2 separate regions of the Homo sapiens genome follow, and region 1 is linked to region 2. A link is an interaction called in ENCODE POLR2A ChIA-PET data of the cell type or tissue named here. Cell type or tissue: HepG2. All regions are shown on one strand. Links, peaks and the distances in the headings refer to the core of each region. The heading gives the core; the rest is flanking DNA.

Region 1 (15,197 bases), core at 3,642-11,641, 430 kb before region 2:
CTTTTAAAGCCAGTACTGAAGACATACTAGGCAGTACTTATAGTGTCTATTTGTGGTCTCCAAACACAATAACACAGATTGATGAGTGGCTGTAGACTTCTCACTTTCAACTGGCTTGCTTCCTCTCTCTCAGCTTCATGTTTGGAGACTTTCTCTAACCTCTGATGCTGGTGTCAGAGAAGACAACCACAACACATCACGTTAGGAGACAGACACCTGGTGAAGCGGCCTGCGGGGCCTTTCTCAGGATGGCATAACTAACATCCTGATGAAGCCTGCCCCAGGAGACTCCAGTTCTCAGGGATTTGGGATGGTTCTGCTCTGTTCTGGGAGAAGCCAATGCACATCAACTATTAGTTTAGAGAGGCAGCTGGTCTCACTTATAATGAAAGACAGGTCTCTGGACCTCTAGTGAGGGTAAAACAAAAGTATTGAAGATTCAAGTCATTGCTGTTCTCTTTGGATGAAGAAACCACTGTGTAAGAATAGCAGTCCCATGAGAATTACAGTCATTTGCTTACCTGATTCAGAGACAGATGATCAATGGAGGAACTGTCTTCTTCATTTTCACTGTCAAAATAAGATGATGAGAATGTAATTGTTGTTATTTCAGTGTGGTCTCTGGCCAATGTACTTTAATGACCATGATAGTTGTGGGTCACACACATACACATGGCCATTACTGTCATCTTTGAAATTTAAGGACTTCTACACATACACATAGGTAGAGTAATTCATATCTTACTAATCTGGAATTAGTAGTCATCAAGACAGGCTTTGAGCTTTACCTGTGCTTTATCTGTAAAAATTGGACTTGGCTAACAAATTGAAGAGCTTTAATTGAAGTTCAGGGAAGAATGTTAAGCTCCTTTAGAGAAAAGAAAGGTTTTGAAGCACTTCCTTTTTATTTTAACCAAATAGATTATATGTTACACATTACTTTCATGTATTCACTAAAACAGATTTCATAATTTATACTTAGTAAAATATCCAGGCAAAATTTTGACAGCCTAGTTTGTGTTAGTATTTACTACAGATAATGGAAACATCATGTTAGTTTAATATGTTCCGTAATTTTATCTTTGTGTTCATTTACCTTTCTTCTACATCTGAGTGAGATTTGCCTGCATATGTGAGTTCACATGCCCAGCTTGCTGTGGAGCCATTTCCTGTTCCTGAATGAGATCAAGTTTTCCTGAGAATGGACCAGTAAAACCCATTCTTATATCAGGGCATGTGATCTCAACAGAGGCTGTGTCTAAGTTGATGCTGATATTCATGTAGGGCTCAGCAGACCTCAAAAATAATTTTTCTAAAATGGCGGTCTCCCTGCCAATGTAATCTCAGTTTAACATGCTGAATGCTTAGTTTTTCTGGGTCTTCTCTGAACCTGCTCTGACTTCAGGACTAGTACACATCTCTACAACCTCTGCCGGCCTGCCCCCATGCTGGCCACTGTTATGCCTAGCTGGATTCTGGTGAGCCTTGAAACCCTCATTAAATCACAAGAGATAAATCTTATTCCTTACCTGTAACAGTTCTTCAGGTCTTCAAACATGTCTGGAACTTTGGCCATCTTGACTTCTGCAACAGAGAACACCAGCCACCATCAGCTCAGCCAGCCTCTAATCCAGATATCTGTGAGGGGAGCCCCTCCTCTTTGTGCTTCCTGAAAACTTTGTTGAATGACTTAGTCCACATTCAGCATTTTCTCCATCTTCTAGCTCCTTTGAATTAGTTTGCTATGTACCTGTCTCCTTTATTAGATCGTAAACTTCTTTTAGAATGTTTTATTTATGTTGGTATTCCTTATGTGCCCAACCTAATGTATTGCCAGAACAGGCATTCAATCAATGAAAGTTTGAAGAGGTTACAAAAACACCACAAGAATAAGGTATTTGCCTTACACAGAGGTAAGAGAGAGACAGAGTTGGAAATTTTCAATTTTCTCCTAATAATTTTGGATAGTAGAGATTCCCTCCCATGAGAAGCCTCAGTTGTATTCACCCATGCCCTCATAGGAAACTAGTTCTGCTGTCCCTCAGTATAACGAATCAGTCCTTATCAGCAAAATGAGAGAATCATTTTCTGAAATCTGACTGTAATTCTAGGTCACATACCAAACCAGGGAGGGACAAGAAAAGAAAGGAGAGGCTGTAGCTTTAGAGAAGGCAATGTGAGAGAAAACAGCCAAAGAGAAAAACAACAACAGAAAATACTTTAATAGCCAGAGATGTGAGGACAATACCTTTGCTGACTCAAACGCCAATGAAATGACTCCCTCTCTGGCTGGCAGCTTAAGCCTGAGTCAGTCTTCTTCGCCTTTTGTAATTGTCTTAAGTAGGCGTGGCTACGTGGCTACAAGTGCGTCGTCAAAACGGGGAATTTACAGGGAAGAATTCAGTTTTGTATTTTTCTATGTTCATTCAACTCGATACTGGCTAAAATAGTGAAAGATGGCATAGCTGATATTATTGTTGTTTGCAGATATTCCAGAAGTTATTGATTTGGTTCATTTATTCACCCCTTTGCTTTATAAGATGACAAACATGTAGTCTTAGAAAAAGGGAAGCGCGGGAAACTTATCAAGTTTCTAGGAGGAAGGGAGAAATCGTGAAATCCGAAGTCAAGGGGCTAGATTTGGAGAGGAATTTATTAATAATAATAGTTCTAATAGTAGCTGTAGTTGTGTTCTGGCTGAATTTGTTGATTGTGCTCCAGGGTGAATTGGCAGAATACTTGGCAGCTCCTGGCAACTTTTGAGGGAAAATGAGCCATCTTTTCTGAAGAGGGAAGTTTGCTTGATTAAGGCATAAATCACCTCAGAGTTTGGGGTGACAAGCTCCTGGTTAGGGCAGGGTAGAGAAGAGAACAGTGGTATTTGAGCACAAAGAAGTCTTGATCCTCTTACTCTTCTGAATATTGTCAACACATTTCCTATAGAGGGGATGGAGCTTCAGGAGAGAACTCTCCACCCTGGCCCTGTTACAGTAAAGTAGCCCTCTACCAAGGACCAGAGAGAAGCCTGGTCTTCTGTAGGATATGCCCAAGGTGTGTCTTCTGTAGAAGAAGGTGTGTGCAAGCCCCGGGAGGTATGCGTAAGGCCTCAGCCAGAAGCCAGTGGCTAAGTTTGGGAATGGAGATTGGGAGAAAGGAAGGCATGGATTTTTACATATGAGCCTTCAATGGTGTTGCCTGGTTACTATTATTAAAGAATTTCTCAGCTTTTATAATTCCTGTGGCCAGCCTAGTTCAGGTGGTAGAACACCAGACTCTTAGCAAATGAATGTTTTGGGTTCCCAGTTGGAGTTTAAGCCATGTATATTTTAAATAGAGGAAATGAACTAGGTGTGATGGCATGCCCCTGTAGTCCCAGCTATTCAGGAGGCTGAGGCAGGACAATCACTTGAGGCCCAGAGTTTTAGTCCAGTGTGGGCAACATAGTGAAGCCCCCATCTCTAAAAAATAATAAACGCAAAAAAGCATGGATCTGGGAGGAAAGCAGCTTGTGTGAGTTGGATAAAGTATTCCCTCTGTTCCTGTTTAATTGTAAATAATGGGGTTGGTTAGGTGTCATAAGGTCTATTGCAGGTGCAAAATCTCTTATTCTGATTTAATGCCAGTCTAATTCTCCTGGTCATAGACCTGGTGCTATAATAGTTATAACAGGAGCCACAGAAATAACCACACTTGGATGTAAGCAATGTAAGTGTAGCACCAGACTAGGGTAGAAGCTTGGGTGTCTAAGGATGAATCCTGAAGCAACAGTGATGCCAGCCAACTGGCTACATTTCTGCTTACCTTGGTTCCTCTTTAGGCAACACAGAAATGTTAATCCTGATTAACCCTCTCCTCCTGAGAATCTTGTGAGGGCTATTGCTAAGGAACAATTGCAAAGCACATTGTGAATGTGAGCTGCTATGGAGATGCAACTAAACAAAAATAATGACAATGCTAATGATGGCTTCAGTCACTCAAGAACCTGTATAGTCATCATTATAATGCCTCAGTTCACCAAAGAAAATATAGTTCTTATGAAAATACTGGCTTGAAAGCTTCAACAGGGATAACATTTTCAGGTGAAGGCCACCATTGAAAGCCTGAAGATATTTAGCTTCTGGGAGCAATGCATACCATCTCTTTGGTAATCCAGGAAAAAAACCCTGGTTCCACCAACATAGGCAATACCTATCCTGGTCCCATCCTCACTCCTCTGTTGTAAATAATTCCCCAAAGGTGGTTGTTGAATTTTTCAAAGAGAACTTGGTTGAGAAACAGCTAACTTGGGTTAGAATATCACCCAACCTTTTCCTTCACATGATCTTCTTGTAAATTGATTTTTAAAGGAAAACTAGGGTGGGTGAGGTTCAGAGAGAGGTGGGTCCTTGCATTGTTTTGGGGAGCCCGCTTTTCTGGGACTGTGAACAACAGTCACCTCTTCTAGGGAAGGGACAGTGGAACGTACTGGGCAGGGCTCTACTGGGTAGATAGTGGAACATACTGGGCAGGCCTGTGGTGTGTGCGTTGGGAGCCATCCTGTGACAGGGACTTTGGGTGGCTTCAGGCACCCACCTCTCGACTCTGAGGAGGCCTCAGGAAACCCTTAATGAGTCACTGTCATCTAAATCATTTAGGAAAAAAAAATTATTGTGCACTTATCCTATGCCATGGGTTTTGCTAGGAATCAGCAGTTTTTCCCCATGATCCACAAAATCAGATATGCAAGGTGAGATGATCTATGTTGGTGGGTGACTGGATATGTTTTATAAGATTGGAGCTTGTGGGTCCAAAGAATCACTGTGATGCGTTTCATGTGACAATTGTTTTATAGTTTACCTGCACTATCTCACTGCCTCCTCACTGCACCTACAAGAATTAGCTGATACTATCCTCTTTCACAGCTGAGGACCCTTGAAGAGGTTAAGTGACCAACCCAAGATCACAAGACTGATGAAACCAGTGCTTGAACTCAAGCTTCTGATTCCGAGTCCAATCTTCTCTTTCCACTGCATAAAGATACTCGAGTCTCTTATCACCACCAACACCAAGTGATGGCTTATAAAGATCATCCTTAGGGTCTTTCCCCCTCAAACGTGCTATCATTCAGTAACTCTAGGATCCTTGTTAAAAAAAAAAAAAAAACGGGGGTTGCGGAGAAGGGATTGAAATATCTCCTCTCCCTGTCTTCACCTCCTCTGATGAAATCTGATTTTATTCTGTGATATGTAAGACCTGAATGAAGGTGACTGAAGTAATTGGGTACATGGTTAGTGGTGGAATCCGGATGTGAACCTGAGTCATGGTCTTGCCATTGTTCCTTGAAGACAGGAAATATTTGTAAATATATTTGGAAGCAACTTTAAAATTGTTGCATGTGGTTGGGTCTAACAGAATCACTTGAATGAAGAGAAAAACATAACTTTTTCCTGTGAATTTTCAGGGAAATGCAATTATTTCCTTTCACTTGGTATAAAAGCTCTTCAGAGGAATAAAGCATGCATGAGCCAACACATGCAGAGACAATTGAGCCTTTAGTCGCAACTCATGCTCTAGTTATAATGTGTTTTTAAATTCCATGATAGCTACAGAGAAGGAGGAAAGGACTTAACATAACAGCCTACCATGTTCAAGGGATTATAATACATTATCTCATTTAATCCTCTCATGAAACCTGTGAGGTAGATGTTCTTATCACATCTTACAGAAGAGGAAGTCATGGTCTAGAGAAATTAAGCAATCTGCCCAAGATTGCAAGGTTACCAAGTTTCCTAAATGGGATCCAGACACCAGGGCATACACTTCTTCAACCATGAGGATGTCTCTTTTGCTTAATGTAGCTGCTTCCTTTCCTGTGTTCTTTTAAATTAAGTTTTAATTATTCTGCTTTATCTTAGTTTATTGAAGGTTCCAGAATATGTTAGAGAAGGATGCATGTCGGAGACCATCTAGTTTAAACTCTTACTTTTATAAAAGAGGAAACAGGGTACAGGGGAAGTATGGCCCGAGGTCACATGGAGAATTCATATGAGAGTGTGAGGTAAAATTAAAACTCAATTTCTTGAGTTCTAGTTCAAAGTATCCTACTACTTAGTGACCCTGGTGCCTTAGTGAAGAGAGAAAGAAAAGAAGAAATAATCTCTAATGGCTTCTCACCCATAAGTAAAAAAGGAGTGGCTGGGTGCCGTGGCTCATGCCTGTAATCACAGCACTTTGGGAGGCTGAGGTGGGTGGATCGCCTGAGGTCAGGAGATCGAGACCAGCCTGGCCAACATGATGAAACCCCGTCTTTACAAAAAATACAAAAAATTAGCTGGGCGTGGTGACAGGCATCTGTAATCCCAGCTACTCGGGAGGCTGAAGCAGGAGAATCACTTGAACCCAGGAGGTGGAGGTTGCAGTGAGCCGAGATCATGCCATTGCACTCCAGCCTGGGCAAGAGTGAGTCTCCATCTCAAAAAAAAAAAAAGTTACAAAGAATGAAACCCCGTTAAGTAAGTAAAATCAGCTATGATTCCTGCTATCCTGAAAGCTGACAGTGAAGACCTTCATCAACACTTTTCTAAATGAGTAGATAATTACAAACTGAGATAAGCACGGTAAGGGCGTGTGACATAAGCACATGTCTTAGACTGGGAGTGGACAGTTCAGTGGAGAGCAAAGAGGGAAAATTCCAGGCTGAGATAAGTCCCTGGGGGTCAAAAAGGGTGGAAGTAGGTAATTGGGAGTCTGGAGCTCAGAGAGAGGAGGGGGAAGGAGTGAGGGGTATAGGAGTGGAGAGTGAGTTGGTGAGATGAGGATGAGGAGGAAAATAAGAGCCAGGTAGTCATGGCCTTATGTAGGCTCCATAAAGTCTTTACTCAAAGTTTAATGGGAAGCCATTAAGAGTGGTATATATTGGTGACACAATCAGCTTTGAGCTTTTAAAGGATCACCTTTGTGTTTGTAAACAATTTCTAGATTTTAAAGCAGTAGACAAAGGACAGAGATTATATAAAGAAATGAGAAAGCTTCCACAAAGTGTACATGGAAACCAGTCTTTCTGCCTTAACTCAAACTGTGTGATGAAGGCAGCAAGTGCTTGGGAGCCCAGAGAGTCAAGGGATGGCCATGGCTTGGAGGATATGGAGCAATTCAAGTGGGCTAAAATCTGAAGTCCATAGCAGGAAGGGACAGCTTCACGTTCAGTCAGCAAATTTCTATTTAGCTACAATTACCTCTTCACCTTAGCTCATCTGTTCTCTGATGGATGTGCTTTTTTTTTTTGTTTCTAAATTCCCTTTTCCTTTTCTCTGGAGATGGGTGATTGATGTAGTCTGGGTATTTGTTCCCTCCAAATCTCATGTTGAAATGTAATCCCCAGTGTTGGAGGTAGGGCCTGGTGGGAGGTGTTTGGATCATGGGGGCAGATCCCTCATGAATAGCTTGGTACTGTCCTCTCAATAGTGAATGAGTTCTCCTGAGATATGGTTGTTTAAAAGTGTGTGGCACTCCCCCATTGCTCTCTTGTTACTGCTTTCGACATGTGACATCCCTGCTCCCCTTCGCTCTCTGCCATGATTGAAAGTTTCCTAAGGCTTCGCCAAAAGCTGAGCAGATGTGGGTGCCATGCTTGTACAGCCTGCAGAACTGTGAGCCAAAATAAACTTCATTTCCATATAAATTACCCAGCCTCAGATATTTCTTTATAGCAACATAAGAGTGGCTTAATACAGGCTGGGCATGGTGGCTCACGCCTGTAATCCCAGCACTGTGGGAGGCTGAGGGGGGTGGAACATGAGGTCAGGAGATTGAGACCACCGGCTAACACGGTGAAACTCCATCTCTACTAAAAATACAAAAAATTAGTCGGGCGTGGTGGTGGGCGCCTGTAGTCCCAGCTACTCTGGAGGCTGAGGCAGGAGAATGGCATGAACCCGGGAAGCGGAGCTTGCAGTGAGCCGAGATTGCACCACTGCACTCCAGCCTGGGCGACAGAGTGAGACTCCGTCTCAAAAAAAAGAAAAAAAGAAAAAAAAAAGAATGGCTTAATACAGAAAACTGGTACTGAAGAATGGGGCATATAGCTATAAAGATATCTAAAAATGTGGAGTCAACTTTGGAACTGGGTAATGGGCAAAGATTGGAAGAATTTAAAGGGCTCAGAAGAAAACAAGAAGATGAGGGAAAGTTTGGAACTTCTTAGAGACTGGCTAAATGGTTGTGACCAAAATGCTGATAGTGATACGGACAATGAAGTCCAGGGTGACAAAGTCTCAGATGGAAATGGGGAATTTGTTGGGAACTGGGCAAAGGTCACCCTTGCTATGACTCAGCAAAGAAATTGGGTGCATTGTGTTCATGTCCTGGGGATCTGTGGAAGTTTGAATGTAAGAGTGATGACTTACGGTAGGGTATCTAGTGGAAGAAACCTCTAAGCAACAAAGTGTGTTGCTTAGAAATTTCTTTCTTTCTTTTTTTTTTTTTTTTGAGCTGGAGTTTTGCTGTGTCGCCCAGGCTGGAGCGCAGTGGCGCAATCTTGGCTCACTTCAAGCTCTGTCTCCTGGGTTCATGCCATTCTCCTGCCTCAGCCTCCCAAGTAGCTGGGACTACAGGCGCCTGCCACCATACCTGGCTAATTTTTTAGTATTTTAGTAGAGACGAGGTTTCACCATGTTAGCCAAGATGGTCTCAATCTTCTGACCTCGTGATCCACCCGCCTTGGCCTCCCAAAATGCTGGGGTTACAAGCATGAGCCACCCCGCCTGGCCTGCTTAGAAATTTCTAAGCCAGGATATGGCCTGTCTGCTTCTAACAGCCTGTGCTCAGGGGTAAAGAAATGACTTAAAGTTGGAACCTATGTTTAAAATGGAAGTAGAGTCTAAAAATTTGGAAAATTTGCAGCCTGGCCTTGTGGCAGAGAAAGAATCCAAGTAGGCTGCAGAGCAATCATTGCTAGAGAGATTAGCATGACTAAAAGGGAGCCAAGTGCTAATATTCAAGACAATGTTAAAAAGGCCTTGAGGGCATTTCAGAGATCTATGAAGCAGCCCCTCCCATCACAGGTGCAGAGGTTTGGTGCACTAGGCCCAGAGGTTTTATGGGCCAGGCCAGGGCCACACTGCTATGCACAGCTTTGGGACACTGCTGCCCGCATCCAGGCCACTCTGCTCTGGCTCCAGCCTTGGCTCAAACGGGCCAAGATAGAGCTTGGACCACTGCTCCCGAGGGCACAAGCCATAAGCCTTGGTGGTTTCCATGTGGTGTTAAGCCTGCAGGTGCCCAGAATGCAAGATTGAGGGAGCTTGGGCACTTCCACCTAGATTTCAGAGGATGTGTCAGAAACCCTAGGTTCCCAGGCAGAAGCATGATACAGGGGCAGAGCCCTTGCAGAGAACCTCTACTAGGGCAATGCCAAAGGAAAATGTGGGGTTGGAGTCCTCACACACGGTCCCCACTGGGGCACTACCTGGTGATACTGTGGGAATGGGGCTGCTGCCCTCCAGACCCCAGAATGGTAGATGCACTGGCAGCTGGCACCCTGAGCCTGGAAAAGCTGCAGGCACTCAACTCCAACCCATGAGATCAGCCACATGGGCTACTCCCAGGGAAGCCCACAGAGGCAGGGCTGTCTAAGGCCTTGGGAGCCTACCCCTTGAACCAGCTTGCAGGACATGGAATCAAAGATTATGTTGCAGCTTTAAGGCTTAATGTTTTCCCTGTCAATTTCAGGCTTGTGTGGGACCTGTTGCTTTTTTTTTTTTTTTTTTTTTTTTTGGTCACAGGTGTTTGAACCAGAACAATTCCATCTTGAATAGGGGCTGGGTAAAATAAGGCTGAGACCTACTGAGCTGCATTCCTAGGAGGTTAGGAATTCTAAGTCACAGGAGGAGATAGGAGGTCGGCACAAGATACAGGTAGCGAAGACCTCGCTGATAAAATAAGTTGCAGTAAAGAAGCCAGCCAAAACTCACAAAGCCAAAATGGTGATATGGTTTGGCTCTATGTCCCCACCCAAATCTCATCTCAAATTATAATTCCCATAATCCCCACATGTTGAGGGGAGGACCTGGTTGGAGGTGATTGGATTATGGAGGCAATTTCCCCCATGCTGTTCTGGTGATACTGAGTGAGTTCTCATAAGATCTAATGGTTTTATAAGTGTTTGGAAGTTCCTCCTACACACATGCTCACACTCTCTCCTGCAGCTTTATGAAGAAGGTACTTGCTTTCCTTTCTGCCATGATTGTAAGTTTCCTGAGGCTTCCCAGCTATGCAGAACTGTGAGTCAATTAAACCCGTTTTCTTTATACATTACCAGTCTTGGGCAGTTCTTTACAGCAGTGTGAGAACTGCTGGCGATGAGAGTGACCTCTGGTTGTCCTCACTGCTCATTATATGCTAATTATAATGTATTAGCATGCCAAAAGACACTCCCACCATGACCCCAACAGTCATGCCTGTGCCGGTCTCAGCACCATGACAGTTTACAGATGGCATAGCAACGTCTAAAAGGTACCCCATATGGACTAACAAGGGGAGGAACCCTCAGCTCTGGGAAGTGCCTACCTCGTTCCCAGAAAGCTTGTGAATAATCCACTGCTTGTTTAACATATAATTAAGAAATAACTATTAAGCATCCTTAGTTCAGCAGCCCAAGCTGCTGTTCTGCCTATGGAGTAGCCATTCTTTATTCCGTTACTTTCTTAATAAAATTGCTTTTACTTTACTGTATGTACTCGCCTGGAATTCTTTCTTGTACGAGGTCCAGAGCCCTCTCTTGGGTCTGGATCGGGACCCCTTTCTGGTAACATTTTGACCAATTTCTCCCTTCTGGAATGGGAATGTTTACACAATGACTGTATCACTTTTGAATCTTGGAAGTAAATAATTTGTTTTTGACTTTACAGCCTCATAGGTGGAAGGAACTTGACTTGAATTTCAGATGAGACTTTGGACTTTGGGACTTTTGGGTTGGGGCTGGAATGAGTTAAAAGTTGGGGGGATTATTGGGAAGGCACGATTTTATTTTGCAATATGAGAAGCACATGAGATTTGGGGGACCAAGGGTGGAATAATATGGTTTGGATGTTTGCCCCCTCCAAATCTCACATTGAAATGTAATCCCCAGTGTTGAAGTGAGGCCTGCTGGAAAATGTTTGGATCACGGGGACAGATCCCTCATGAATAGCTCGGTGCTGTCCTCTCAATAGGGACTGAGTTCTCACAAGACCTGGTTGTTTAGAAGTGTGTGGTACCTCCTCCCTCACTGTCTTGCTCCTGCTCTTACCATGTGACATGCCTGGCCCTCTTTGCCTTCTGCCATGATTGGAAACTTCCTGAGGCCCTCACCAGACACAGATGGTCGTGTCATACTTTTTGTATAGCCTGCAAAACCATAAGCCAAAATAAACTTCTTCTCCTTGTAAATTACTCAGCCTTAGGTATTTCTTTATGGCAACACAAGTATGGCCTAATACAGTGATGAACAGGACTGCTTCCTCTTTTTCTTCTTTTTTGGAGAACTGTCCTTCTTTCCCTCTTCATGGATGCCCTTTAAAAATCAGAGTTCCTCAGAGAGCTTCCGGTGTGGCAGTCATGTCTGTGCCCGTCTCTCACTTTTCTTACTAATTCTGGTTATCTCATCAAAAGTGCATTTTTAAGAAATTCCCTTTCCTTTTGAGTCATTTTCTTTAGTGGAGTCAAGGTTATCTCTGGTCTGAGCTTGTTTTTCAACTTCCAGGAATAGCTTGTATTACTTTTTTCAGATTCTAAAACATGTTCATTAAATTTTGCTGAGGAAATATAAAAATATAAAGAAGAAAAGAAAATCCGCAATTTAATAACTAGAGATAATCATTGTTATGACTCCATTGTCTTTTCTTTCAGTCTTTCTTTTTTTCAAGGCATATATAGATTTGTTTTTAGACAATTAGGACACTAAAAACTTTTTTTGATATTTGGTTTCCTGAAATCTAGAGAGCATACATGTGGTAGGCAGTGCTCACCAAATACCTGCTCATTTGAGAGATTACTCGATTAATGTCTGTCTTAATTTCCTGGTCTCCCTTGCAGTTTAGACTGGGGACATGTGTTTTTTTCTGGCCAGAGAACTGTGAGAGGAAGTGATAGATGAGGTGTTGCGTGTCTTGGCTGATGCAATCAAGGGCCAGTGTATGCCTGTGTCACATAAACTTGCCCTGATGCAGCAACTTTGGAAGTCACGTGTTCTAGAGAATGTGCTACAAATGAATTAGGTGTGGTTGCAAATGCATGAGAATAGAACGACCTGTATTAGATGTATTAAGTCACTGAGATTTCGGAATTTATTTGTTACTGTAGTATAACCTTTATCTCAAATTCCTCTTTCACAAATCATTTTCTTCTTGGACAGAAATATGCCTAGATTAGCATTCCTCTGTCATATTCTCTACCTTCTGGGAGATGAACTTTCCAATAAGACAAACCCAGAAACTAATCAGATGCTTTCATGTTGGCCAAATTTGGATTCCAGATTAAATATAAATTAGCTGTGAAAATAAAATGGCCAATAATAAAGTTGGTACTGTTAATATCCCAGATACAAATCATGTAATAAATATATTACTAATCTAACATTTATATGGTGCTTTACAGTTTTTCAAAGCATTTTTCATAAACATAAATATAAGCATTCAACCTGATACAAGGCTTTTTATCCATTGCAAATAGTCAACAGTGAAGTCCTGTGCCAGTGCACAGTTCTCTCCTTCCTCCTTTTGGTGTGAACTCCTGGCTGCAGGGGAGGAAGGGACCCTGGTTAGGGCAATTGTGGCCTCAGACTGGGAGTGGCAGGTGTGGCATACAATGTGGCTGGAGACGCAAGAGACTTGGATCCTCATCCTGGCTCTGATCCTAATGAGCTACGTGACCTCCGGCAATTCCCACATGTCTCTGGGCTTTCCTTATCTATGAAAGGAGGAGATTGGACTGGCTAACTACTGGGGTTCTTCCAGCCCTGTTCATTCAGTATTTCATGACTACCCTGAACATGACCATGTTTTGCTTCATGGCACCTCTATGCTCTTGATAGATTGTGTTTGGTTGCTCAGGACCCATGCTAGACACATTCTCCTCAATAGATCTTTGTCTCATGCACAGTTGAGTTACATATACATACATGCTACGCTCTTTCTGCTTTACTTCGATGGCAAATTTAACTTACCACCCTGAGTATAAATATAAATTTTTTCTAGTATAGAAATATGTAACAGTTGCTGATAAATTAGAAGGAAATGGCCATTTAGCCATGTGTGTTAAGTGATTATGACTTAGCTTTATTTTCTAGAAAGCTTGACATACCTGAAGGACCACTGGGGCCTTTGATGATCTTCAAGAAAAGGACGCTTAGGTTTTTGAGTTTGAAAGTCTGGACAAGTACTAGAGCATTTTGTTAAGAAAATGCACATCTTAAAAAAATATGATTATCGTTTTCCCTTTCTGTACTCTTCCCTCCATGGGGTCTTTGTGCTGCCCCTAATAGGCCATTCTATCCCATGCAAAGTTGCTCAAAGTTACTGTGGCTCCCCAAGAGAGAACGAGCAGGATGAGAGAGTCTGAGCCTGGACTCAGGAGGAAGACCCAGGGCCTGGGGGGAGCAGGTATTCCTGTAGAGCACAGTTCCATGCAAACCTGCCTGAAGCCAGCTTGGTAACCTGTTTTACAACTCTGTCATGCATGAGGCACTGTGTTAGAAGCCCTGGGGAATGAGGTGGCAAAGAACACCACTTGCCCTTAACAAGCTTTTAACTTGTGAGGAAGGCAGGTGGAGATGACTGTGATGCCAGCAGAATAGAGAAGTGTTATAACAGAAAGGAAACAGAGGGATGGGGAGGGAGCAAGTGAGGCTAACAGAGTGAACACAGGGACGGTTTCTCAGACATTGCTATGTGTTAGCTTGAAGAGTTAGATTTGCATAGTGGAGGGAGAATGGACATTCCAGGCTGAGGAAATAGGATGAGGAAAAGCATAAGACATACATTTCATGTTTGTTTCTCCTACTTAACTTTTTAGAGCTTCCATTGCCTCATCTGCAAAACTGGGATAGTAATTCTTGTTTTTTGTTTTTTTTTTGGTTTTTTTTTTGTTTTTTTTTTTTTGAGACGGAGTCTCCCTGTCACCCAGGCTGGAGTGCAGTGGCACGATCTCTGCTCACTGCAACCTCTACCTCCCAGGTTCAAATGATTCTCCTGCCTCAGCCTCCCAAGTAGCTGGGATTACAGGTGTGCACCACCATGCCCAGCTAATTTTGTATTTTTAGTAGAGATGGGGTTTCACCATGTTGATCAGGTTGGTCTTGAACTCCTGACTTCAGGTGATCCACCCACCTTGGCCTCCCAAAGTGCTGGGATTACAGGCGTGGGCCACTGTGCCTGGCCCTGGGATAGTAATTCTTACTTCACAGAGTTTTGGAAGGATGAGATTGTGTTTGTGAGACTGTTTGGTTTAGTGTCAGTTTCCTTTTCCTTCTCTCCAAATGTCCAGCCTTCCCCAATCTCTACACCTTTGCTCAATCTATTCTTCCTTTCAGATTTAGTCTCTCTCTCCCACCCATGGAATTTAGACCTTTCTTGGCCCTACTAGTCCAGGTCCTTCCTTGACTTAGGATGGAAAGCATAGATTTACTTCAGGGAATGTCAAATGTGGCTGGCCAAAAATAGAGTTAAAGCCCAATAAATTTGGAGTAGAATGCAAGCTTGTTAATAGTAGGTATAAAAGGCTGGAATAATTATTGAGGGTTATCAGTTCTTTCATTAATTCATTCACTGACTCCTTCATTCATAAAAGATGGGGATCTTTGATTCAGGAACATGCTTAGAGCTAAGGACTGTGTGGGAAATAAGAAAAGCGTGGTTCCTAACCCCATGGTGCATCCCTACTAGCAGAGAAACCATAAATTACACGTATAATCATGGTTGGGTGGCACATCAGTCTGTTTGTGCTCCTATAACAAAATACCATAGACTCGGTGGCTTATGAAAAATAGAAATTTATTTCTCACAGTTCTGGAGGCTGGGAAGTTCAAGTGCCAGCATATTGGGTACCTGGCAAGGGTCTGCTTTTTGGATCATAGACCATACTTTCTTGTTGCATCCTTACACGGTGGAGGGGACAAGGGAGCCCTCAGGGGTCTCTTTTATAAGGCTACTAATCCCATTCATGAGGGCTCTGCCTCCCAAAGA
Region 2 (15,197 bases), core at 4,459-12,458:
CTCTCCCTTTTCTAGTCCTCCAACCTGTGGTTGAGGAGCTGGGCTGGTCCACCCTGGGTGCAGGGGGCTATCAAGATGGGAAGGAGGGGACCAGCCAGATGTGCAGGGAGGGGCAGCCTGTAGTCTGTTTTCAGGCCTTGGGTACCCACTGCCCCCTTCCCCACCCAGGTGTAAGAACAAAGCAGCAGCTCAGAGAGAGACCCAGGCCTTCTGGTTCTAGGCTTGTGGTCCGGTTAGATAGGTTTGGGGCAAGTCTGGAAGACGGCGGTTGGAATGGGGTGAGAGGGTATTTGGGAAAGGATGCTGATGATGTTTCATTTCTTCCTTGCCCAGCACCGCCTTACTCCTCCCAGACACAGAAGCATAGGAGGCCAGGGGAGCAGCCTTTTTCCAGGAAGACAGGTCGGACTTCAGGCTTGAGGGTTAGAGTTTGCAGTTGCTGTTCCTAGTGGCTGCTTCTTGGAGAAGACAGTGATCCCAGATAGAGGCCTGGGATGACCATGAGGGATTTTGCAAGTATTATCTGAAAACCAACAGTATTTTGTATTTTATGTGCAACTGTCTTCTGATGTTCACTTTCCCACTTTGCTCTATAGTTCTGTACAAGTCTCGTTTCTTAAGCTGTTTTTTGTTCGTTTGTTTGTTTTTGTTTTTTTTCCCCTTGGGAGCTGGGAGGAGTCCTTTTGGGTTCATCTTGTTTTCTCCTGGTGCCTACCAAAGGGAAACGTTCATAGCAGGTAGTTCATAAAAGACTTCTGAATAAATGAATGAATGAGTGAATCAACTAATGTAAGGGCTATAGCAGAATCCTCATGCCCCAGCCTATACTAACTGTGGCTAGCTGGCTGTCCTCTGGTTTCTGCCCCATCCTGGAATTTTTTGGAAGCCTGGCTTTAGCTCGGCAAGCTGAGTCAGGACCCAAGCTCCCATCAGGCAGGGTGGGGCACCAGAAGCCGAGCCACTCCCACCCCAAACACAGAGCAGATTCCAAATATGGAAATATGGTGTTTGCCTGATGGAAAATTCCCGGGGAAACTTTGGAGAAAGAGGGCTTCATACCTAAACCAGTCAGATGAGGCCCTCAATGCTTGTCACTGACCTGGGTCACTACTGCGTCACAGCGTTGAGCTGGACATTTTTCTGGCTCAAGCCATGCATTTTACAGTTGAGGTAAGTGAGCAGTCTCCTGGGGTCGCCAGAAGGGAAGGGACAGAAATCCGGTCACAACCCTACACTCCAGGTCTGGGCCCTTTTAGCAATATCCCTCAGCCAATCTCTCCCAGGGGGAAAACAAAGGCAATAACCAGGGGCCGTGTTATTATGATATGATAACTAACAAAAGTTTAATAACACCAACCAGTTCAGCCCCTGGAATAACAGACCAGGCCGACCCTTTCCCGCTGCCTCAGCAAAGAGGGTGTTTCTAGGGAAGAAATGGCTATACTTTGCAAGTAAACACTTTCATCACCTTCATGACGACAAGAGCTCCAGGCCTTGTTCCTGCCTTCTTTCTTCCTCCTTGTCTGTTTCTCTTCCTTGTTTTCCTCCGGTGGGGAAATGAGTTTCCATTCTGACCAAGCTCATCTGTTTTAAGGATAATTTCTTTCCCGCTGCAGTTAAGTCTTCTGGGTGCTCTCATTTCCCCAGGGGGATGGATATATGTGGGGGTATTAATGCTACCCACAGCTGGGGGCCTCCCCACTGGGTTCCTCTAGGAGGTGAGGACAGGGGAATGATGTGACTTTGGGGGGAGGATGAGAGGGCCTGGACTGTGAGGTCCCAATCTGTGCTCCTAGCAAGGGCTGTCTGTGGCTGTCAGTGAAGCTTGCTACCAGGCCCCCATCTCCAGCAAAAAAAAGCAAACAAACATAAAACAAACAAAAAAGACGGTATTTATAAATGAACTTGTCTCTCACTGGGGCGGCTCCGGGCGTCTGGGCAGTAGGCGGATAAGCCTGCGCCCACGAGGTCGTGTTCAGGAGCAGGAGCTCGGGCTCCTGAAACTGGAGGGGAGGGTGCCTTGTCTGGGGGAGGTGCCTTGGCTTCAGGGAGGGTGCCTTGGCTGTGGAGAAGGCAGGAGAGAGTCTGACGGGAAGAAGACCATGGAGGAGGAGGGGAAGTGGGGGGGTCTCGGAGGGGGTAGGGGAGGGAGGCGCGGTGGGGGGGTGTTGGCTTCATGCTGTTACTAGTTTGATTTATCCCTAATGAGTTCTCAGCACATGGCTGCTCCCGGCTCACTCCAGGGGCCAGCCGGCCCGCCCCGACTCTGCAGCAACAGCAGCAGCTCGCTCAGAAAAGAGCCAATTTCCACACTGCACAGTCCGCTTCACTCAGGGGGAAATCACATTTCCCCGGGAGAGCCGCAGGCAGCGCTTCCCTCCACAGCCTGGCTGGCTGCCACCGGGCACAGATGCCAAGGAGCTGGGTCCCCCACCTCCCCTTCCCTCCCCATCCAAAGCCCCTCTTGCCACCTTCCAGGAGGCCTGAGCCCCTCCACCGTGGGCCTTAGCCCCTGCTGCTTCTCAAGGGTAGGAGAAAGAGCGAGGTCAGGGGAAGGAGAGACCTGTCCGCCCTGTCTGCCTGCTCCAGCTTCTTGCAGGAAGGAGAACCAGGCACCCTCCTTCTATGTGAAGGGCATGGAGATGTAGGGATGGGGTTGGTGACAGTGGTGTGTGCCTATGAGAGTGGGGACTCGTGGGGACAGGCGTCTGCCACCCAGGAGGTAATGACCTCCAGCGTCTGTGTCCCAGTGGTCCCCAAAGAGCCGCAGGAGCTGTAGACAGTAATGAGAAGAGCAAGAAGCCAAGGAGAGGGCCATGGGGCGAGGGCGATGGGGAGAGGACAAAGGGGAGAGGGAGATGGGGAGAGGGAGAAGAGGGGAGGGTAATGGGGAGAGGGAGAAGAGGGGAGGGTGATGGGGAGAGGGAGAAGGGGAGAGGGTGATGGGGAGAAGGTGATAGTGAGAGGGCACTGGAGAGAGGGAGGAAGGATGCTTCCTGGCATTTCCTGAGGAGGTCAGGGACTCCGAGCTCTCCCCAAACATTCCCTGTCTCTTTCCCTCATTCATAGCCCTGGAGACACGAATGTCTCTCAAACAGTCGGGAAAGGAATAATTGCTGTAGACTCAGTAGAAAAGGAAAAAAACTAGAAAACTAGAAGAAGTGAACAAAGGAAGGAGATAGAGGTGAGAGAGAGGGAGTTTCTTCCATGAGAACCATAGCCATGGCGGCTCGGTCACTTGGCGTCAGAAGGTAGCACAGCAGCCTGGGGCAGAGGAGCCACCAGCTCCTTTATGGAACATGGAAGGCTTTATGACCTTAAAGGTTAGAGAGGGGCTGCCAAAGGGCACCCTGAAGGGAGATTTAGGGCCAAGGATGGAGGGAAGTCTGAGATCAGCCTGGCACAAATCTGCCTGGTCCCAGTGCTTCTTCAGTTGAGCTCTGGGCCTTGCGTCCAGTCACGCTTTGCAGGGAGGGGCAGCAGAAGTCACTGTGCCCCAACTGGCCAAGTGACTTCTGCCGCCCCTCCCTGCAAAGCAAAGAGTGTCTGACATCTCTCAGAAGCCTGGCCATATCCAGATATCTGAGGCCTGACAATAGGATGCAGACTAGGCCTTGGATTAGGGGTAAGGCTGTGGTCCCTGCTCCTCTGCTGACTCGCTGAATGACCTTGAAAAAGTCAAGTTATCTCTTGGTCTCAGATTCCCCAAGTGCAAAATAAAAGGGGGCCAATATTCAGAATCAGAGATGTAAATGGATGTGAATGGGCTTTGTATGGAAAAAGAAACTAAGCCTGTGGAGAGGGTTATTACCACTTCTGAGGCTGAGGCAGGACAGAGATGCTGTTAAGCTGTGGGTGCAGGAGCTGCCTAGGAGGGAGCTCAATCCCTCCCTCCCCGCGGCCTCCCTCAGTCCTGATTGACAGGACTGATGCTGACGCCCAGGCCCAGTAGTAATGGCGTTGAGGTCTGCAGTCCCCTTCCTCTGGTGCCCACCCCCAGAGGACAAGGAAGTGTGAATTATCTTAAAGAAGGCTCATGGGTTTTTGTTTTGTTTTTGTTTTTTTTTGAGATAGAGTTTTGCTCTGTCACCCAGGCTAGAGTGCAGTGGTGCGATCTCAGCTCACTGCAACCTCCGTCTCCAGGGTTCAAGTGATTCTCCTGCCTCAGCCTCTTGAGTAGCTGGGATTACAGGCATGCGCCAACATGCCTGGCTAATTTTTGTGTTTTTAGTAGAGACGGGGTTTCACCATGTTGGCCAGGCTGGTCTCAAACTCCTGACCTCATGATCCACCCGCCTCAGCCTCCCAAAGTGCTAGGATTACAGGCGTGAGCCACAGTGCCTGGCCAGGAAGCCTCATGTTGGTATGGATGGGAAAGGTGTGTGTATTTTGGGTGGTGGAAGTGGGAGGATGGTGAGGGCAGGTGGGAGAGGGGAGATCTTAGCAACAGCCTCAACCTGTCTGTCTTTCTGTTTCTATTTGGAGGCTCCTGCTTCCACTTCCAGTAGGTTTCACTAACTCCTCTTGCCTGAAGTTGTCACCAGGGTTGAGTGTGTGTTTTTGAGTGTGTGTTTGGCACACAGAGGGCAGAAGATACATGTTTCTTAGTCTCACAACTCATGGCAAGGATATTGGAGAAGTAAGAGATGATGTGACAAGGGGAGGGGTTGGAACTAGCCTGGGGGCTGGCTTTGTAGGTGAGGACTCCCAGTTCCGCTGTCTCTAGTCCTGGAACTTTGTGGTAGAGGTTACGGGGTCACAGCAATTCTGTTCATCTGGTGGGCCCCAGGCAGGGTTCCAGCTGCCCCCTTTCCCAGCAAGAAACCCACTGACCTGCCAGAGTTGGTTGGTCCACATGAATTTCCTGCAAGCTCCTAGCACCCTGGGCTGGCCTGGCCTGTGCTAGAACCTGAGGATGAAGAGGAGTGAGGGTAATGGACCAGGGAGAAGTTAAGAGTAAACTGCCTGGGAAGCTCAGGTGGTCTCTCTACATGAGCAGTGAAAGGGATTATTCCAGGGGGAAGGGATAGGCCCTCAGTGCTCTCAATGCCTCAGCAATGTTTTGGGCCCATCCTCATCCCCAATTCTCCTACAAACACACATACCACCCCCAGAGAACCCCTGGCTCCCCTGCACCATAAAGCGACCCCCCTTCACCTGCGACCACTCACAGAAGCCGCCCTCCCTACCCCAGGTGAAAGTGGCCCCTCGGCCAACCCTCAAAGCCCCCTGCGTGTCCTCCCTGTCCTTGCCATCCCACCTTTCTTCATTGCGTCCCCCCATGTGCCAGCCTGACTCCTCCCAACACCACCCCAAATGCCGGGGCACGTCGAATTGTCTTTCTTTCGCCCGATACATAAATGGCCTTATTTTCTGAGCCCGAAAAGGGGACCCATGGTTTGACCATGGGCAGAATATTGGATGGGTACTAGCCAAGGCCTGTTACATGGGGAACACATCCCACAGTCAACAAACACCCGCTCTGAGCAGAGGCTCCTGGCAAGCCCAGCTCACCTCCGGGAAAGAAAGGCGAGTTTTAAACCATGGTCACCTTAGTCAAAGCACAGCCCAAGCCCCTTTATTGGTTGTGAGTTGGAAAGGGTCTGCCGGGGGTACAGAGTGTCCCCAGAGGGGCTGTGGCTGTGAATGCAAGGGATCGCTCTATGGGCTCCTTGGGATGCTGTGCTCAAAGTGATTCTTGGGTAGGGAGCCCTCGGGATCCCAGAGGTTTGTGGTCAGGAAGACTCTCAGATGTCATGGATTCGGAGTCGCGCTGCAGAGGGAAGTTCTGCCATTGAAAAACCAGCCGCATCTCAGATCCCTTCAGAAGAGATGGATTTTCTTCCAGGAGGGTTCCCCCTGCCATGCCATCCATGGCAGCATCCCTAACCGCTCTTTGGGAGGCCTAAGGAGGTAAGAGCCCTCTCTCCCAGCCTCTGTCCTCCCAGCCCTGGAGTCCTTGGGCCCCTTCTATCTGACTCAATCCCAGTGTTGTTTGTCCAGCTGCCCATATTCACCTGGGCATCCCAGCTGCAGGCCCCTGCCCCCTTGTTCCAGCTGTGTCCCACATGGAGAAGGTCCATGTGGACACCAGACAGCCCCCTGGAGTGCAGAGCCCGAGCTGTCACATTGCATTTCCCAGATTTCCTGGAGGTGGTTGGCCTAAAGTGCTAAGTCTCTACAGCCTCCCTCACCTTGTCCTGGCCACACTACACTCTACCTCTCCATTCAGTCAGGTCAAATCTTTAGCAAATCAAAAGAAATTAAATCCCCAGTGGCAGCTCCAGAACCTCCACTGGGTCTAGAACCATTTGGCATCCCTGATGAGGACTCTGGGGTTTTGGGTAAAAGCGTTGGGCTTAGAGTAAGAGGACTTGGTTGAATCTACTACTTTTCATCTTGGACAAGACATCTCATTTTTTTCAAAGCCTCAGTTTCCTCATATGTAAAATGAAGCTGTATGTAAAACAGGGCTAATTTCAGCTTAACTTATATGAAGCCTTCCATACTGTGCCTGGCACACAAGAGAGCCCAGTCTTCTCTCTCCCTTCAGAGCTGTTTATGCAGGCTCCAGTCACAGCTATTCCCGGATCCCTCACTAACCCACCCTGCTGATTCTCTGGCTTCCTGTTAATAACAACAGCAACTCCTTGTGGGGAGTCTATGGTTGGCTCAGTACTGTGCTATCCTTGCATTTGCTCAGTGTTGAAGAACTTGGGATGAGTGAGGTACCCAGCGTTCAACGTGAATTAAAGGCAGAGGGAGAAGGCCAAGCCAGAGCTCTGGGGCATCAGATGGTCCCTTCCAGCCCACGGCCCCAAAGTGAGTTTGTCGGCTACTCAGCTCTGATGTTCTTGGGAGAAAGCCCAGCCCCGGGATGCCTCCTTCCCCAGCCAACCCCAAAGCCTGAGATGAAGAGCAATGGTTTATTGAGTCATGTGGTAATGGCAGGTTGTCTTTAAAAAAAGAAAGAAGCATCAAGGAGAGAAGCCCCACAGGGCAAAGAGAGACATTTCACTCAGAGGCCAAAGTCTGGGGGTTAGAAAGAAGGAAGCTTGACCCAAACAAAGTTTCATTTACAGTATATACAGTCAGGCCTTGGGGGCAGGAGCTGCTGGGGAGCAGAGAGGGACCCTCTATCGCTGGCTTCAGGGGGTGCCTTGGGTCCCTTCAGTAGCTGGTGGGCGTGAGCTGCAGGAAGCACATTTGGCTTGGCAGGAGCTGTCAGGAAGGGGAAGCGGGTTTCCTGCGATTCTGCCTTGTTCTGCCCTGGGTGAAGCCGCACACCACACCTCACCTCCCAGGGGCCCAGGCCCTGTGGAATGTCTGTTTTAAGCTCCCTGGGGCTGGCCTGGCTGACGGCAGCTGCCAAGGGGATGCCGCACTGCAGGAGGACCTGGGGTGGTGCTATACCTTCACAGCAGCAGGCAAAAGAGGTCAGCTGACAGCCTGGTGGAATTTCTGAGGGACTCGCTCCAGCCCTCAGCCCATGCCCAAGAGGGAGGTGTAGAAAGAGCCAAGCAAATGGAGTGGAGAAAGAGGACAGCCAGAGCCTCCGTGTGGGGCAGGCGGGAGGCTGAGGGAGGTGACTCCCTGGGTGGCTGGTGAGGAGAGCCTCGGCACCAGGCTGTGACTTGTGGGCTGGAGGGAAGTGCTTATGGTCCATAATTGCTAGAGTTGTGTTAATAATGGAGCCATGGAGGTGCCCTGTGCACCCCTTGGGCCCGGGCAGGAACCATTCGCCATCCCCCCAAGTTCCTCGGCTATTGCTTCTTCTCTCCTTTGGTGGGTACCGGCTGGGGGCTACATTTCTTCTTCAATTTTGTCTTTTTCAGCATGGCATGGTTCTCTTTCCCTGGGACTCCTGCCCCTCATTAAGGAGTCTTGGAGGACAGTTTGGCCTTGTCCAAGGTCATCCTGTCTTTCATGGTTCATTAAATTAACCACACAGGGAGTGTGCCGCAATGCTGGACTTGTGGTTATTTTTCATGTAATAAATAAAGATTCCTTTGTGTGACTCTCTGGGGCCTGTCCCAGGCTGAGTCCTCCTGTTGCTCAGTCGCTCCCACTGTCCCCATGGCAACTACAGATGGTCAAAGGCCGTGGCAGTGGTGGGCGGTGCACTCGGCCTTGATGTGGAACTGTAATAATATGGGGAACCTGGACACATTAAAAAAAAATAACAACAACACTGCTGGTCAGAAAGGAAAATTGCACCATAGCCTTCCCTGCATCTGCTGACCTTTAAGACAACACAAGTTAATCATTCATTTCTCTGGCCTATCTGATCATCGAAGATTAACTCCTCTCCAGCCCTATTTCCTCCTTCTCTGGCCTCACCTTTGAGTTTCTGGCCAGAATGAGAACAGTGGCTTCTTGCCCCTTCCCCCTATGGCTGCTTTGACCTTCAACACCCTCGTTGCAATAGGGAGAGGGCAATAGAAAACAATTGCATGTGGAACCCCAAAGAATCAAGTGCACTGAGAGGTCATTGGGATCCTCCCTAGCCTTGCCCAAACAGTGCCAGGACAGAGAGTCTTCTTTCTTAAGACCCAGGGAGATTAGACTGCTGAGGGGTCAAAGGGGATCTGGGCTTGACGGCCCTTAAGGTGAGGCTCTGCACACCTGCAGGATGGGCAGCCTGGGGAGGCTCAGTGGGAAGGTGCCTGAACCCTGGCATGTCTCATTGCCCTCGTCTTTTCTGGCTAAATTGAATGGAAAGCTGGGTTGGAGTTGAACTCATCTGGCAAACAGGGCCCAGGTCTGCCACCTTTCAAGTTATTTCTGGAATACAAAGAGGTAATGGGAGGAGAGGGGGTCTTGGGGAATGGATGGTTCCTAGCCTGCAATGGTGCCTGTGGGGTTGGCCATCCTTGGATCACTGCTTCTGTCTGGCTCCGGTTTGCTCTGATACACCCAAGGCCACCACTCAGGGAGGCTCTAGTGGGATCCCTCAAGTCCCCCCATTGGTGGGGTTTTGCTTTGCTGAAAAGCTTCTCTTCCCAGTTCAGGACCCCAGGACAAGAGAGGGGTGAAGAGAAGCCTGGAAGCTCGCTGAAGCTCACTCTCTGGACCTCGACCCTGAATACTGTCTTCATCTCAGGCTAAATATGGGGAATGTGGTGGAACAAAAGATTTCTGTTTAAGGGTTTGGTGCTGAATCATGAGTATTTCTGAGCCACTTAGATGGTTAATGGGGGCAACAGGATGGCATTCTTGAAACTGGCTCCCAGGAAGGAGGGCAGTTACATTCTGGCGGGTGCCCTGCGTCAGTGTCTGCACTGTGGGACTGTAAGCCGTGGAGGCAGGAGGTCCTCTCTTAGGCTTTTCTCAAGTCCTCCCTTGTCCTCCCCTTCAAGGCCTGAGCCCTGAATCTTACACAAAACAAAGATTTAAAAGACATGGGCTTGAGAAGCAGGAGGGAAACGAATGCCTGGAAGCCTCTGGACTTCTGCCCTCTTTCCCCAAACAACCAGGTACACTGCCCTCCTGCTGCCTTCTTCCATCACAAACAGCACCATCTCCCAGGCCCTCTGTATAATCTGAGGACTCCCAGCTTTCAGGTAACCTTTGACCCACCCTTGCCCCCCACCACTCCATCCATCCTGCCCAGCAGAGGCCTGGGCAGCCCCAGGGACTTACTCAGCAAGCTGGAGTTGGGGAAGCGCCAGGCCTCGCTGTAGGAGGAGTAGGGGGTGTGGCCATAGGCATTGCCAGAGTATTCACTTCCTGTTGGAGGCACACAGGGGAGAGGCCTGTGAGGTGAAGGGCATCAATGCAGGGCTGGGGTGTGGGAAGGTCTGCAGGGCTGGCAATGGGCAAGCTCAGGAATGGTTGGGGAGACAGTTGGAGCCACGGCAGGGACAATGGAGCTCAGAAGGTCCCTCTGTCATCCCTTTTGGAACCCATCGATCTGGAAAATTTGGGGCAGTGTCCTTTTCCGTAGGTACTGGAGGCACTGGCTTGACATACTACAGCCCTCCCAGGAGGCCCAGAAGGTAGATGTTATAACTACCCCCATTTTCCAGATGAAGAAACTGAGCCTCTGGGATCTGCGGAAGCTCCCAGAGCTGGAGGGTTTGGTGGAGCTGGGAAACTGTGCTGTGAGTGTAGGGCCCAGGGACTAACTGCTCCTTCTGCTGCCTGGACCTTCTGGAGAAGGGCTCTTCTGGGAGGGCCCCACAGCAGGGGTATGGGGTTAGGGGCCAAAGAGGACATCCATATATATGAACCTTTTAGCCTCGCTAGGTATGAGTGTGTGTGTTTGTGTGCATGGGGGGCTGAGGGGAGGTGTGAGGGTTAAGGATGGGAGAGGAGGGAGAGCCCCAGAGGGCACACACCCTCAGGAAGCTGTGTCCTGGGACTTGGAGTAGTTTGTTGTTCCATCCTGAGTCTGCCGCTTTAAGCAAACTCAACGTATAAATTTACACAAAGTAAATCAGATCACCTCCTTCTGTTAATGGATTCTTGAGTTTTCCAAAGGAATTATTTACCGAAGAAATTACTTAAGAATTCCCTTACATAACAAAAACAAAGTCAAACTGATCACCACAGCTACTACCGGTGCTTGGTAAAGAGCTTAAAGTTTGTAAAGCACTTTCCCATACATTATGATCTTTTATTCTCAAGACTACCCCATGAGGTACTCATGGATACTACCAATTTATAGAAAAGGAAACTGGAGTGCAGCATGATTAAGCAGTTTGCCTCAAATCACACTGTTGTTAAATGTCAGAGTAGAACTCGACCTTAGGGCTCTTGACTCCAAATTGCAGATAATCCCTTTATTCACTTATGCGATAATTCCATTTACAAAGCTAGATTCCTGCCAACCCTGAGACTCAATGAATGTCCACCCAGCCTTTCAGAAACTCACCTACGATTGGGAGCTATGTGGTTCTGAGTCTCCTTCCCCAGACTCTTTGGAGGGGTTGCTCGAAACTCCCTGACTCTGGAGCTGACCTGTCTAGAGTCAAATCCTTACTTCCCATTTCCTGGTTATGTAAACTTGGACAAGTCACTTAGCCTCTCTGAGTGAGTGACTTACAGGTGAACCTTGGTTTCCTTATCTGTAAAATGGGCCAAATAATTATCCCTATCTCATTTGGTTTAATGAGAATTAAATGACAAAATATGTATTAAATGCTTAGCACCATGCTTCAAATATACAGGGAGTGCTCAATAAATCTAAGCTTTTATTATTTTCCCATTAAACAGGTGCGAAAATAAAGCTCAATGGAGGCTTAAATCAGTCATCCAACCAGTCTTAAGGCCTGGGTTGGGGTTAGTGGGAGCTGCTTTATTGCCAGACAAGTAGGCATTTATACAGGAAGAAGAGAGATGAAGAGGAGCAGCCTAAAGCAGAGAAAGGCTACTGGATCCTCTCCTTGTCTAGGAAGTCAATGACGGACTGAGAACACAGTAAGAAAGTTCCTTAGGGGCAGAGACTAAGTCTAACGTAAATCAAGCAAAAAACATGGGTAAAAAAAGGAAGGGGGTAAAGAAGTAAAAAAGCAAAGAAAAAAAAACCTAAGAAATAATCTAATCGAAACATCTATTTAACAGATGAAAAACTAAGAAATAATCTACTCTAAACATCTGTTTAACAGATAACACAGCTGTGACATAGGGAAGTAAAGACATTTGGCCAAGGTCACATATTCAGTGAAAGCCAGAACTAGAACCCTGGCCCCGTCCTTCCACAATGGCACTCTCTCTTGCATCTCCCAGTGCCAACTGCCTCCTGTTTAACTCAGGTCTCCCGGGTTTCAGCCGATTCTCTACTGGCCACACAGCAAGGGCCCTCTCACCTTTTACCACACCCTACCCAATGGCAAACACAGTGAGCTCTAGAGGACAAGGGAGAGAGGTGGAAAACATGATGTGTTTACCCTCTCATTTTGTCACTCATTCATGCATTCACTCACTCACCCACTTATTTATGTATTTAACTACCATTTACCGAGTACCTCAGTCACATGGAACCTGGGGCAGGGGATGGAGCTCGGTAGGTGGTACACACCTGGGTGTGGCATCTTCCCGTCATCAGATGTGCCTACCTGCTTGCAGTCACAGCAGATGAAACGTCTCTGCCCCGATGAAAGGCCAACCCTGCCTCTTTGCTCTGCATCCCACCCTACTCACCTTTCCAAGGATTTGGCCGCTCCAATGATCCCGTTTTCTGTTTCATCAGTCTCTCCCTTCACCCTGCAAACATATTCTGCTATCTTCTGTCTTTAAAAAATCCTCTTCCTATCCCCACATTCCTCTCTAGCTACCAGTGCCTTTCTCTGCCCCATGGTCTCTGCCTTCACCTTCTTATCCCTTCCTATCAGGCCAACTCTGATCCCCTCAAGTCCCCACAGTCTCTAACTCCATCATACCAATGGTCACTTCTATATCCTCAATTCCCTTGACCTTTTAGCTCATCCCTGTCTCATGCCTTTGGGTTTGTGATGCCCAGTCTTCTGTTTGCTTTGTAACTCAGTTGTCTTTCCTACTCATTCTCCTTGCTGTTCCTTCTCTGTTAGAGCTCTAAATTGTTGAAGAACCCCAGGCTTGGTTTCTAGTAGTCTTGTCATTAAATGACAGCTTTGTGCAATGGCTGAAATTTATACTCTAGTCAGGATTCTTTCCTGGCTTCAGACACACATGATGTACCTGCTGACTTATTAAAACTGGACATTTAGTAGGCATCTCAATCATAACACGGCCCAAAAAACTCTTGATTTCCACTTGCCATCTACTACATCACTTCCCCTCCTGGTCTGCCATATATATACTTGCCACCATCATCCATGCCCCAAACCTACAAATGATTCTTGTTTCCTCTATTTTCTCATCCCAACAGCCAATCTACCAGCAAGGTTTGCTGGCTTTGCAACCAAAATATATTTTCAGGGTCTCTTTTTCCCTCCTTCACTGCTAATTCCCTAACTCAAGCCACTGTCATCTCTTGCAAGAACTACTGCAACTGTCCCCTAACTGGTCTTTGTGCTTTCTCTCTTGACTATGTACAATTCATTTTCCTAGAAATCAGAGTAGCCTTTTAAAACTCGACCCAGCCACTACAATTTTGTGCTACCATGCTAAACTAGTTCCTGCCTTAGGTCCTTTGCCCTTGCTGTTCTTTGGTCCAGGGATGGTCTGCCCCAGTTTATCACTTGAATGGTCACTTTGAACACCTTCTCAGAGAGGCCTCCCCTGACAGCCCAATCTAAAGTAGTTATCTCCTCTCCCTGTGGCTCTTTATTACATCATCCCATTTTATTGTCTTCACAGACAATAAATTATTATGTTCATTCATTGACTTATTTATTGTCCATTTGTCTTCACCATTAGGTTATAAGCTCCAGGAATAAAGGAATCTGACTTATTCACTGCTGTATCCCCAGCATCCTATACAGTAGACCTTCAACCAGTATTTGTTAAGTGAAAAAGTGGTAAATGGATGGAAGGATGGAAGGATGAATGAAAGTGTGAATGATGGAAGGATTGATGATGAAAGGATGGATGGGTGAAAAGATGGATGGAAAGATGGACAGATAAAAGGATGTATATATAGAAAGATGTATAGATTAATGGAGGAATAGATTGAAAAGGGGATGAAAAGATGGATATAGGAGAGGAGGGATGGGTGGAAGAATGGATGATGAAAGGATAGATGGAAAGACAGATTAAAGGATAGTTCTATGAAAAGATGAATGGACGAATGAATATGGATGGAAAAATAAAAGGATTGATGGAAAGATGGATGGATGGAAAGATGGATGATAGATAACTGAAAAGACAGATGAATTAAAAGATGGATGGAGGGACCAGGCACAGTGACTCACACCTGTAATCCCAACACTTTGGGAGGCCAAGGCGGGCAGATTGCCTGAGGCCAGGAGTTCGAGACCAGCCTGGCCAACATGGTGAAACTCCGTCTCTACCAAAAATATAAAAATTAGCCAGGTGTGGTGGTGGGTCCCTGTAGTGACAGCTAGTGGGGAGGCTGAGGCAGGAGAATCACTTGAACCCGGGAGGCAGAGGTTGCAGTGAGCTAAGATCACACCACTACACTCCAGCCTGGGCAACAGAGCAAGACTCCGTCTCCAAAAAAAAAAAAAAAAAAGGAAAGATGGATGGAAAGATGGAAGGATCGGTGGAAAGGTGGAGGATGACGGGATGGATGATGAAAGATAGAAGGATAGATGGGAAAATGCATGGATGCGTGGAAAAATGTATGGGAAGATGAATGAGTGGAAAGATAGATGACTGGATGGATCCATGTGTCTGGAGCTGCTGGTTCTGCTCTAGAACTGGTTGAGAATCATTGACTGTTAATGGAGTCAAAACAAAAAATAAAATAAAATAAAATAAAATAAAAAAATAAAATAAAATAAAATATAAAATAAAATAAAATAAAATAAAATAAAATAAAATAAAATAAAATAGAAACAGAAGGTGAATAGACAAGGGAAATCTGTCCTAGCCCTTTTCCTGTGCTCCTCTCTTGCAGCTTGTGTCTTTATTTCTGGTATGGTAGGAGGCAGTATGGTGTAGAGGAAAGAGCTTTAGACTTGAAATTGAAAAATCCGTGTTTGCATAACTCAGCCACTTAGTATGATTATGACCCTGAGCACACCACTTTGCTTTTGCTTCAGTTTCCTTATCCATAAAACTGGGATAGTATTAGCCTCTTAGTCTTATGGTCAGGGTAAAATTAGAAATAAAGTTATACATATTTGAATGGCTAGACATGCAAAAGTACATAATAAGTGATCACTTCCTTCCTTTCACAATTGATTGATGAATGTCTTTGGCATGCCTTGCTTTAAGCATTTATCATGTACCTAACATGAATGCAGTAGGTGTTCGATGAAAGTTTATTCACTTTAATTGCAGGAGTCCCCATTCAACCAACTGGGAGATTGCAAGCAGTGGTAAGAGACGGACATAGAATTTTTCCACAAAAAAATTTCCTTAAGAATTCATTTGCACAGTGCCATTCCTAGGAACCAAGTGATTCATTTAAATAGTATTGCATTTTCTAAAACTGATTTTCATGGAACTCACTGGGAGCCCAACTGTGTAGGGCAAGGTCCCTCCTTTGTGGATTTCACTTGCAGTCAGTGTCCTAGTTGTGCTATTTTTTTTCTTTTTCACAGAACCCACTCAGGATTCTTTCTGGAAACAACCTGGGGGACTTTGAT

What was found. ChIA-PET counts read pairs that join two places held together with the same protein. Peaks named below come from ENCODE experiments on the same cell type or tissue, not always from the same donor. Only the 100,000 strongest peaks of a DNase experiment are listed, where the experiment ranks them.
Region 1: POLR2A ChIA-PET joins it to region 2 with 8 read pairs; 1 of 35 experiments calls an interaction of 5 or more read pairs at or near these places.

The regions. Positions count from the first base shown.
Region 1 is chr2:112,782,195-112,797,391 of GRCh38, forward strand. It overlaps IL1A (interleukin 1 alpha), which reads right to left and starts at 2,299. Exons shown (of 7, transcript NM_000575.5): 1 at 2,249-2,299; 2 at 1,530-1,584; 3 at 522-570. The coding sequence starts at 1,576. RefSeq lists enhancers at 8,098-8,392, 11,401-11,490, 11,521-11,570, 11,862-13,061. In HepG2, for the core only: no CTCF peak of the experiment used is centred there; a DNase peak (open chromatin) is centred at 8,287.
Region 2 is chr2:113,210,450-113,225,646 of GRCh38, forward strand. PAX8 (paired box 8) reads right to left here. Exons shown (of 12, transcript NM_003466.4): 11 at 9,643-9,729; 12 at 5,548-8,160. The coding sequence ends at 8,084. Among named protein-coding and RNA genes, the nearest start is that of PAX8-AS1, 18 kb to the right of the region's middle. RefSeq lists a silencer at 1,743-2,037. In HepG2, for the core only: a CTCF peak has its summit at 7,408; DNase peaks (open chromatin) are centred at 7,422, 8,072, 9,112 and 9,702; H3K4me3 peaks cover 2,339 bases.